Regions from separate parts of the Homo sapiens genome. Here region 2 is linked to region 1. Evidence: chromatin contacts called from ENCODE Hi-C data. All regions are on one chromosome and are shown on one strand. The core of a region is the stretch at or near the end of the contact, and the rest is flanking DNA. Distances in the headings are between cores, read along the strand shown.

Region 1 (4,816 bases), core at 531-3,030:
GTGGTACCTCTCAATTCTTGTATTTGAAACTGACAGTGAGAAATAACAGTGAGAAAATTATGACAGTGAAGGAGATCTGACATAACCAACCCCCATCATGCTTTTAACTTCCATATTGCCTTTGGTCATTCCTGGGCTTGGGCCAAGCTAACTTTGGGAGAAATTTAGGGTATGGTTTAAATGATAATAACCCTTCACCAAAAGTAAACCACCTTGGTAAAAATAATGAAAGACCACCAAGTTAGGAGTTTGAGAGGGTCCTGAATTCTGCTAAGATGTAGGCATAGTAAAATGATTACTAGCCATGATTCTGGAGGTCACAAGATTTGCAACTTCCCCAGTGACTACTGTAAATAACATCACTATTGTATAAGCTAAGATTGACCTTCAGAGATGTCTGTTCAGGCTTTTGCATTTCTGATGACCAGTGACTACTCTGTGGCTCCCACCCAGAAATAGACTCAGTGCATACACGAGGACCATTTTTCACATGCCTGTGATTTTATTCCCAACCAATCAGCAGCACCTATTCCCCTAAGCCCTTTGCCCATCAAACTAACCTTGAAAAACCCTAGCCTCCAAATTTTTGGGGAGATTTGAATAATAACTTTGAATCCTCTGTGGCATGGCTGGCTGGCCCTGTGTCAATTAAACTCTTCACTGCCATGCCATGGTTTCAGTGAATTGGTTTTGTCTGTGCAGATCAGAGATTAAAGTCCAGGGTCAGGTCCCATTAAGAAAAAAGAACTAAAGAACAATTCCAAACTACTTCATTTAGTGCATCTCTAATCCTCTTTGTGAAGCTATTTTTTATTCAAAGTTTCCATCATTTTTTTTGGAGATGACATTTAGCTCTTGTTACCCAGGCTGGAGTGTAATGGCATGATCTTGCCTCACTGCAACCTCCACCTCCTGGGTTCAAGCGATTCTCCTGCCTTAGCCTCCCGAGTAGCTGGGATTACAGGTGCCCACCACCACACCCAGCTAGTTTTGTTTGTTTGTTTTTGTATTTTTAGTAGAGACAGGGTTTCATCCTCTTGGCCAGGCTGGCTGCAAACTCCTGACCTCAGGCGATTCACCCACCTCGGCCTCCCAAAGTGTTGGGATTACAGGCTTGAACCACCACACTTAGTGATGTCCCCCTTTTACTGAAAACCACTTGTAAACAATTGCAAGCATGTTTGTCTTGAGTAAGCATTAGGAGTTAGAAGTAGAATTATCAACTTGCTTTATAAAGTTTCCAGCCTGGCAACAAAGCAAAGACCCTATCTCTACATAAACTAAAAAAATTACCCAGGCATAGTGGCGTGTGCCTGTAGTTCCAGCTGCTTGGGAAGCTGAGATGGGATGATTGCTTGAGCCCAGGAATTGGAGGCTGCAGTGAGCTAGGATCACGCCACTGTGCTCCAGCCTGCGCTACAGAGCAAGATCCCATCTCTTAAAAAACATAAAATAAAATAAAATAAAGTTTCATGGAGGGGGCAGAATTTACTATAAAAACTATTACAATCTCTTTCAGCAATTTATTAATTTTACAAATCACCCAAAGGAAAGCAAATGGAATTATAAGTTAGTAACAGCTATTGTCATTGACTTTTACTGCTATTAGCAATAATAACAAATTGGCCTTATCATTTATTTTTCAGGAAAAAAAAAAAAACACAGTTCTCCATGGTTCCCAAGGTTTAACTTTGCAAAATCTGACTAAAAATCTCCCAGAATATTCAGTCTTACCTTGTGATCTTGTTTTGATTTCTTCCCTGAAGAGCTGCAGCTCTGTGTTCGGAGGAGTCTGTAGACTCTTTTTATTAGCCAAAGTTTGGCAGAGACCCAAATTGCCTTAGAAGGGAGATCTGGGCGGGTGAGATTTTAGCAGGCTTGAAATCTCATGTAAAGAGCCAACAGAGTTACAATTCTGTCAACATCTAAGGCTCACTACTTTCTGCGTCCTCCCTCCATCTGAATATTTTAAACCAGCAATTATGATTCTTCTTCTGCCCCTAAACTTTATGTTTTGGCTCTCTTTGGAGTTGAACTCCTAAACTTCAACTTCAGCACTGTCCATTTTGAAATTCTGTTGCCATTTATATATTCACTTTTGGCCGTTGGCTTCTTAATTTACAAACTTCATTAAGAGATCAGTGTATTCTTCCAAATTCCTTTATAATAGAAATTTGCGACCCCCTTTGGCCTATCAGTAATAAGCAGCTCGTCTGCAAATAAAAGCTCTGAAATACTCTGTATTCCAACATATCTGACGGGCTTTCCTGCTCCCCACTGTTCATCTTTTCTTTCTATTCATCTCAAAAATCTCGCAGAAGATAATACTTTATCACAAAAGCAAATCCTGTACTATAGATCCCATGAGAAGTTGTTCTTCTTACCTCATGAGAAATTTTGCTCCTACTCACCCTCTCTCCATCTCGTTTGGCATCTGTAGCAGAAAATAAAGGGATGAAGTAATGCTCTTTTAAGACTTGGACTGATTCCACATCCTAAGATCACACATTGGAAGGAAGACTGCTGCTGTACTTAGAAGGATATTGTGATGGACTGTTACCCTAGCAAGCCTCTACATCCATTCAATCTACAAGATTAGAAGGGTGACCTTGAAACAAAGGGGCAGCAGAAAAAAGTTTACTGTAAAATGAAATAGGAATTTTTTAGTTTTTCTCATGGCATGTTGAAGGATAGAATGTTAGGGTTCTGGAATCCAGGGGAAAGAGAAAATGAGACAGCAACAGATGGCTGACCAGGCTTGGGAAAATGTGACTATGATGGAGTCCCCTTTGGAAAAAACAACTAAGGAACTCTGTTATCTTGTTTAAAGTTGTTTCATTTTCTGTGCAGTAATCCCCTTTAATCATCCCCAAACCTGAGCAATCATCTGCTACAAGCCATAGTGTTGCATTTGTGAGTAATGAAGAAAGATGGCTATGTCTGCCCTTTGGATAAAGCAGTGAAGCAAGCGGACAGGATGCCAACATGACAAGAATGAATCAGGAATTGAGCTGTGTGCAATAAATAGGAGGGAGGGGTGACAAGTAACAGCCAAGGGAATATTAGCATACTCTACTCTGGGAATTCTTGCAAATACTGAGGAAATTACAAAGGATGAATAATGTATCTTTATTATGTATATTGAACCCTCCTTCATTATTTCAAAAATTTCTCTTTTTATCTCTAATTATGCTTCATGCCTTAAAGTCTGCTTTGTCCATTTGTCTGCTTTCTCCATTAGCAGAGCTTTGCAAACATTCTTTTGGTTAGTATTCACATAGTGTATCTCTTTTCATCTTTTTTCTTTCAAACTTTCTGTGTCCTTACATTAAAGATGTGTCACATATAAGTAGTATACTGGTTTTTTTTCCCAGTTTGACAATAATTTGTCTTTGAACTGGAACATCTATTGTAATTATTGATATATTTGAATTTGCTTCTACTATCTTACTTTTTTTCTCTGCTATTTTGTCCCCCTGGCTTATGCTCTTTTTTGGATAAAACAATTATTTATTTATTTATTTATTTATTTTGAGATGGAGTCTCGCTCCGTCGCCCAGGCTGGAGTGCAGTGGCGTGATCTCAGCTCACTTCAAGCTCCGCCTCCCAGGTTCACACTATTCTCCTGCCTCAGCCTCCTGAGTAGCTGGGACTACAGGCGCCCGCCACCATGCCCGGCTAATTTTTTGTATTTTGTAGTAGAGACGGGGTTTCACTGTGTTAGCCAGGATGGTCTCGATCTCCTGACCTCGTGATCTGCCCCCCTTGGCCTCCCAAAGTGCTGGGATTACAGGCGTGAGCCACTGTGTCTGGCCTGGATGAAACAATTTCTAAAAATTATTCAATTTTCTCCCAGCAGTCATGAACTATAACTCTTGACTTTTTATGAAACAAGAACAAAACCAAAAAGGCTGCTAAAACCACAGCTCTGCTTTTAAGAGGCTGATTTTTTTTTTTTTTTTTTTTTTTTTTGCCTTTGCCCCCATGCAGCTGCGTAATTCGGCAAGTGTTTTGAAGAGGAAACTCATTATATGTAGGTTCAGTTCTCCAGCCCTCTCTTCTTGCTGGGGGCCTGGCCCTTCCAATTTCCAATTTTGTCTCTTCATTCCCACAACACCGATCAACAGTGATTTCTCTGTCTCCTGGCAGTGACCTCCTACCTTGGTAAAATACAGATTCCCTGCCTTGGCCAATGCTCTCGTAACTATTAAAAAGTAGCTAACTACTGTTAGCTAATCTCTCCATGGAATCTTAGCCCCTCATCCTTCGTGCTTCAGCAGCTCTCTCCTGATCTGCCTTTCTGGTTGTACTCAATGGTAATATTGGACTGCCACAAGTTACTCCATGCTATTCAAGTAGCTAGTTGAATGAAGATGAAAGCATGGCTCTAGAAGGCAGGACGACTAAGGGTTAGGTCATACAGACTTTATTCTAGTAATCGTATAATTTGTTATCTGAATCATAAATTTTTGAGAATGAAAAGAATGTTATTAATCATTTGACCAGAATAATAGGAAAACACTGAGATATGGTTACCCCAGGTTTTGTGACTTTTATAGTTCTTCATCCCTAACCCCACTACTTCCCAAATCCCAAATCTGCCTTATTAACTTCCTCCTTTCAGGGTAGATGCAAGGTATATGGGTGACTGTCTAAAATTTTGCTGACTCATAGACATATACTTGATCTGGTTGCACAATTTTATTCCCAAAGGAAGAAAGTTCAAATTGATGTTTTGCTACCAACAGACCTTAAAAAATGAAAATTTAAAGGGTATACTTCACATGGAGGAAGGTGAACCCAAATGGTAGGCCTG
Region 2 (4,550 bases), core at 1,595-4,094, 87 kb before region 1:
TTGTTTTGTGTTCAACAAATTTTTCTTTTCCAGATTCTGATTTTATACGACTTTAAATAATTAGTTTCTATTATTTCTATTATTCCAGGTTGAAAACTAAATTTCTTTTAGTATAGAAAATCTATGTGGGCCCTTTCAGATTTGAAATAAGCAAACAAAAACTCCAAACAACTTTATATTTATCATCTCCTAAGAAACACTCTACTTTATAAGATTTGTTTTCTTTAGTTATAGCAAGGTTGGCAGCATAAACTATGCATGTACTAGGAGCTTTTGAGGGAGGCGAATATGAACACAATGCTACTTGCAGGGGCTTCAGCGTCAGTCAGGTAGGCTGAAGAGTTGAACCCTTCTTCACAGCTTAAACCTGAAGAAAAAGAAGGAGTCAGATGGGTTGTCCTTGACACATACTCCTTTTATCCCTTTTTCCCTCCTCCTACTCAAGTTCTCCTTTTGTACAAGAAAGAAAAGTGGATTCAAGGACATAGGAAAGAGGAAAGGATAAAACATGTGATAGTTTGGCCAGGCGCAGTGGCTCATGCCTGTAATCCCAGCACTTTGGGAAGCCAAGGCAGGTGGATCCCTTGAGCTCAGGAGTTCAAGACCAGCCTCGGCAACATAGTGAAACCCTGTCTCTACAAAAAATACAAAAATTAGCCAGGCATGGTGGTGCATGTCTGTAGTCCCAGCTACTAGGGAGACTGAGGAGGGAGGATTGCTTGAGCCTGGGAGGTCAAGGCTGCAGTGAGTCATGAGTGTGCTACTGCTCTCCAGGCTAGGAACAGAGCAAGACTTTGTCTAAAAAAAAAAAAAAAAAAGATGGTTAAATTTATGTGTCAATTTGGCTGGGCCACAAAGCCCAGATATTTGGTCAAATATTATTCTAGATGTTTCTGTGAGGGTGTTTTTCAATAAGATTAACATTTAAATTGGTGGAGTTTGAGTTAAGCAAATTGCCCTCCATAATGGGGGTGGGCCTCATCCAATCAGTTGAAGGCTCTAATAGAACAAAGACTGATTGAGCAAGAAGGAACTCTGCCAGCAGACTGCCTTTGGTCTCTAATTGCAATTCTTACCTAAGTCTCCAGCCTGCTAGTCTATCTCATCCAATTTTGGACTCACTAAGCCTCCATAATCACATGAGCCAATTTCTTAAAATAACCCTCCCTTTCTCTCTATCACATCTTGTTGGTTCTGTTTCTCTGGAGACCCCTGACTAGTACACAAAGTAAAAGGTTAGGTAAGCTAGGGGACTTCAAAATGATTAACCTACCTTACAAATGAAAAATGGAATGAAAACAAATGGAAAAATAATTAGTACACTACTATTCTTCCCTCTGTCCCTCTCCCACAACTTCCACTTCTCTGAAGCCTTGACAAATGCAGGGACTAATTCTGTTTTCTGCACCGTTGTATCCATGTTGTTCACTATAATTTTTGCCATATCCTAGGCTCTTGTAAGTATTTTTTTGGCTGGATAAATGAATTGTTAGGAGTCTTAATTGTAGAACTGGGGGAAGGACTCATGCTAGTGTCACAGGAGCATGAAATTCAATGCAATTCTGATCAAAGTCTCAATTGTGTATTTAAGCCCTAAGAGCTAATTTTAAAATTCATATGTAAATGCAAAATATCAAGAATGGACAAGCCATTTTTGAAGAAATACAGGTTGGGAGGCTTGCTATACTGGAATCCTGGGTATTAGGATTTATAAAGCTACGTGTTCAAAGATAGACAAATAGATTAATGGAATAGAATAGAGAGTAAGAAATAGATCTTTGCATATATGGAAACTTAAAGCAAATCAGTGGAGAAAGAGTAGATGTTTGAATAAATGATGCCAAGGAAGTTGACTATCCATCCATGTGATAAAAATGAATTCTAGGTGCATTGATTTATTTTTTTAATTAAAAAACATTTTTTGAGACTGAGTCTTGTTCTGTTGCCCAGGCTAGAGTGAAGTGGCGCACTCTCAGCTCACTGTAACCTCTGCCTCCTGGGTTCAAGCGATTCTCCTGCCTCAGCCTCCCGAGTAGCTGGAATTACAGGCACCTGCCACCACGCCTGGCTAACTTTTGTATTTTTAGTAGAGATGGGGTTTCACCATGTTGGCCAGGCTGGTCTCAAACTCCTGACCTCAAGTGATCCACCTGCCTCAGCCTCCTGAAGTGATGGTATTACAGACGTGAGCCACTGCACCCCTTGTAGGTACATTAAGATTTAAATGTGAAAGACAAAATTATGAAATTGTTAGCAATGATATAGAAAAATGTCTTAATGACTTGAAGTAGGAGAGAATTTCTTAAATAAGAGAAAAAAGGACAAACCATAAAGGAAAAGATTCATAAATTCAACTCTATTAAGAATTTTTATTTACCAAAATACAGCAAAGAGAATGAAAACACAGGCACAAACTGGGAAAAGACATTTACAGTTGATGTAACTGACAAAAGGTCAGTACCCAGGATATACACATAACTTTTATATATCTTTTTCTAAGAGTCAATAGAAAATGGGCAAAACCTTGAATAGGCATTTCATAGTAGAGGAAAGCAGAATAGCCAATTAACCTATTAAAATATTCTACCTCATTAGTAATTAAGGAAATGCAAATTAAAACCATAACATAATACCATGTTACCCCACCCATGAGACTGGCAAAAATTAAATCTAACAATAAATAGTGTTGGTGAGAAGATGAAGCAAGAGGAACACATATACTTTGAGTGAGCATATAAACTGGTATAACCACTTTGAAAAAAATGTGGCATAAAAATGCTTATACCAACCATGATTCAGCAGTCCCACCCCCTAGAGAAACACTTGCACATTTGCACTGAGAGACATGTGAAGGAAGTGCAGGAATGTTCATAGCAGTGCAGTTTGTAATAGCAAGAAATGGAAACCAACTCAAATGTTTATTGACAGGTATAAGCCTCCCTGTTCATGAACAAGGAGGAAGGATGTTATGACTATCCCAACTGTTATATAGTTCATGAACAGTGTCTGCCATTTCATCTAACAGGAAAATTCAAAATAAATTGTTTCTTAAACTCAAGAAATGTTAACATGGTTTATTATGTTCCTTCTTTTTCCTTCCACTTTAAAAATAATTCACAAGCATTTAGGGATAAAGAGTACAGCGTCAACAACTGGCTATAAAAGAGGAATAATTTGCTGAATTGAATCTCTGCATTTTGGCAAGTCTAGAGTGGGAGTATACATGAAAAGATTTTTAAAGGCAATTTCAAGACTGACTTTGAGATCAGTTTGTCAGTCTCTAACTTGCATACGTACTCCATCTTCCTTTTGAAGCTGACTTACACCCTGGTAAAATGAGAACACAAAGGCCACGTGGAGGGTGTGGTCAGTTGTTTCTGCAATGGTAGCAGGCTAATGCCTGAGAGGACTACCTTTCTCTCATAGCTGAGCCTACTTCAGTAATTAATGAATAGAGCAGCAGTTGTAGGAATTGTTCATTTACCATCCATCAAATTATAACAGCTTTTCTAGTGAAGGCAGCAGTGTCAGGGTGAATATTTTCTCCATGTAGCTCACATATTTAAGAGTGCCCTTAAGAAAACCTAATTTTATCCACATCGTTAAAAGAATTGAATCTTACTCGTCTTTATTTATGCTCCAGATAGAAGCTATATTTCTATGTTTTTTAAAAGAAAGAAAGAAAACTCTAGGGGGAAACAGGGAGACGGGGAAGGGGAGGAGAGTCATGTTTCATATTCTAAAGAAAGAAAATATTGGAGACATTTTAGGTTGTTGTATTATGCAAAACAATAAACCCCAAGCAAACAGTCAAATACTGGAGGGGTCAGACACACTTGGCTTCTAAACCATTGTGCTTTGGGATGCCGAGCAGCAGATTCTTTTTTTCTTTTTTTAATTTTATTATTATTATACTTTAAGTTCTAGGGTACATGTGCACAGCGTGCAGGTTTGTTACATATGTATACATGTGCCATGTTGGTGTGCTGCACCCATCAACTCATCATTTAGCATTAGGTATATCTCCTAATGCTATCCCTCCCCCATCCCCTCACCCCACACCAGTCCCCAGTGTGTGATGTTCCCCTTCCTGTGTTCATGTGTTCTCATTGTTCAATTCCCACCTATGAGTGAGAACATGCGGTGTTTAGTTTTTTGTCCTTGTGATAGTTTGCTGAGAATGATGGTTTCCAGCTTCATCCATGTCCCTACAAAGGACATGAACTCATCATTTTTTATGGCTGCATATTCATGGTATACACGTATTCCGTGGTGTATATGTGCCACATTTTCTTAATCCAGTCTACCATTGTTGGACATTTGGGTTGGTTCCAAGTCTTTGCTATTGTGAATAGTGCCGCAATAAACATACATGTGCATGTGTCTTTATAGCAGCATGATTTATAATCCTTTGGGTATATACCCAGTAATGGGATGGCTGGGTCAAATGGTATTTCTAGTTCTAGATCCCTGAGGAATCGCCACACTGACTTCCACAATGGTTGAACTAGTTTACAGTCCCACCAACAGTGTAAAAGCGCTCCTATTTC

What was found. Hi-C counts contacts between places; a loop is a spot of excess contacts on that map. Pooled maps may share reads with other maps.
Region 2: a loop to region 1 is called in a map of PC-9, with 2.0 times the contacts of the local background. The contact joins the enhancer-like site here to the promoter of IL33 in region 1. A Hi-C loop is called at or near these places in 3 of 168 maps with a recorded cell type or tissue (Calu3, PC-9 and mammary epithelial cell) and 2 of 50 pooled maps.

The regions. Positions count from the first base shown.
Region 1 is chr9:6,212,771-6,217,586 of GRCh38, reverse strand. It overlaps IL33 (interleukin 33), which reads right to left and starts at 1,780. Exons shown (of 8, transcript NM_033439.4): 1 at 1,735-1,780.
Region 2 is chr9:6,300,870-6,305,419 of GRCh38, reverse strand. The region is part of intron 1 of LOC107987046 (a long non-coding RNA gene); the gene reads left to right. Among named protein-coding and RNA genes, the nearest start is that of TPD52L3, 25 kb to the left of the region's middle. Within about 2 kb of position 2,844, at least 2 of the 41 ENCODE cell types and tissues checked have a DNase peak (open chromatin) inside an H3K27ac peak, as active enhancers do; they include PC-9, where a contact is called at or near this core.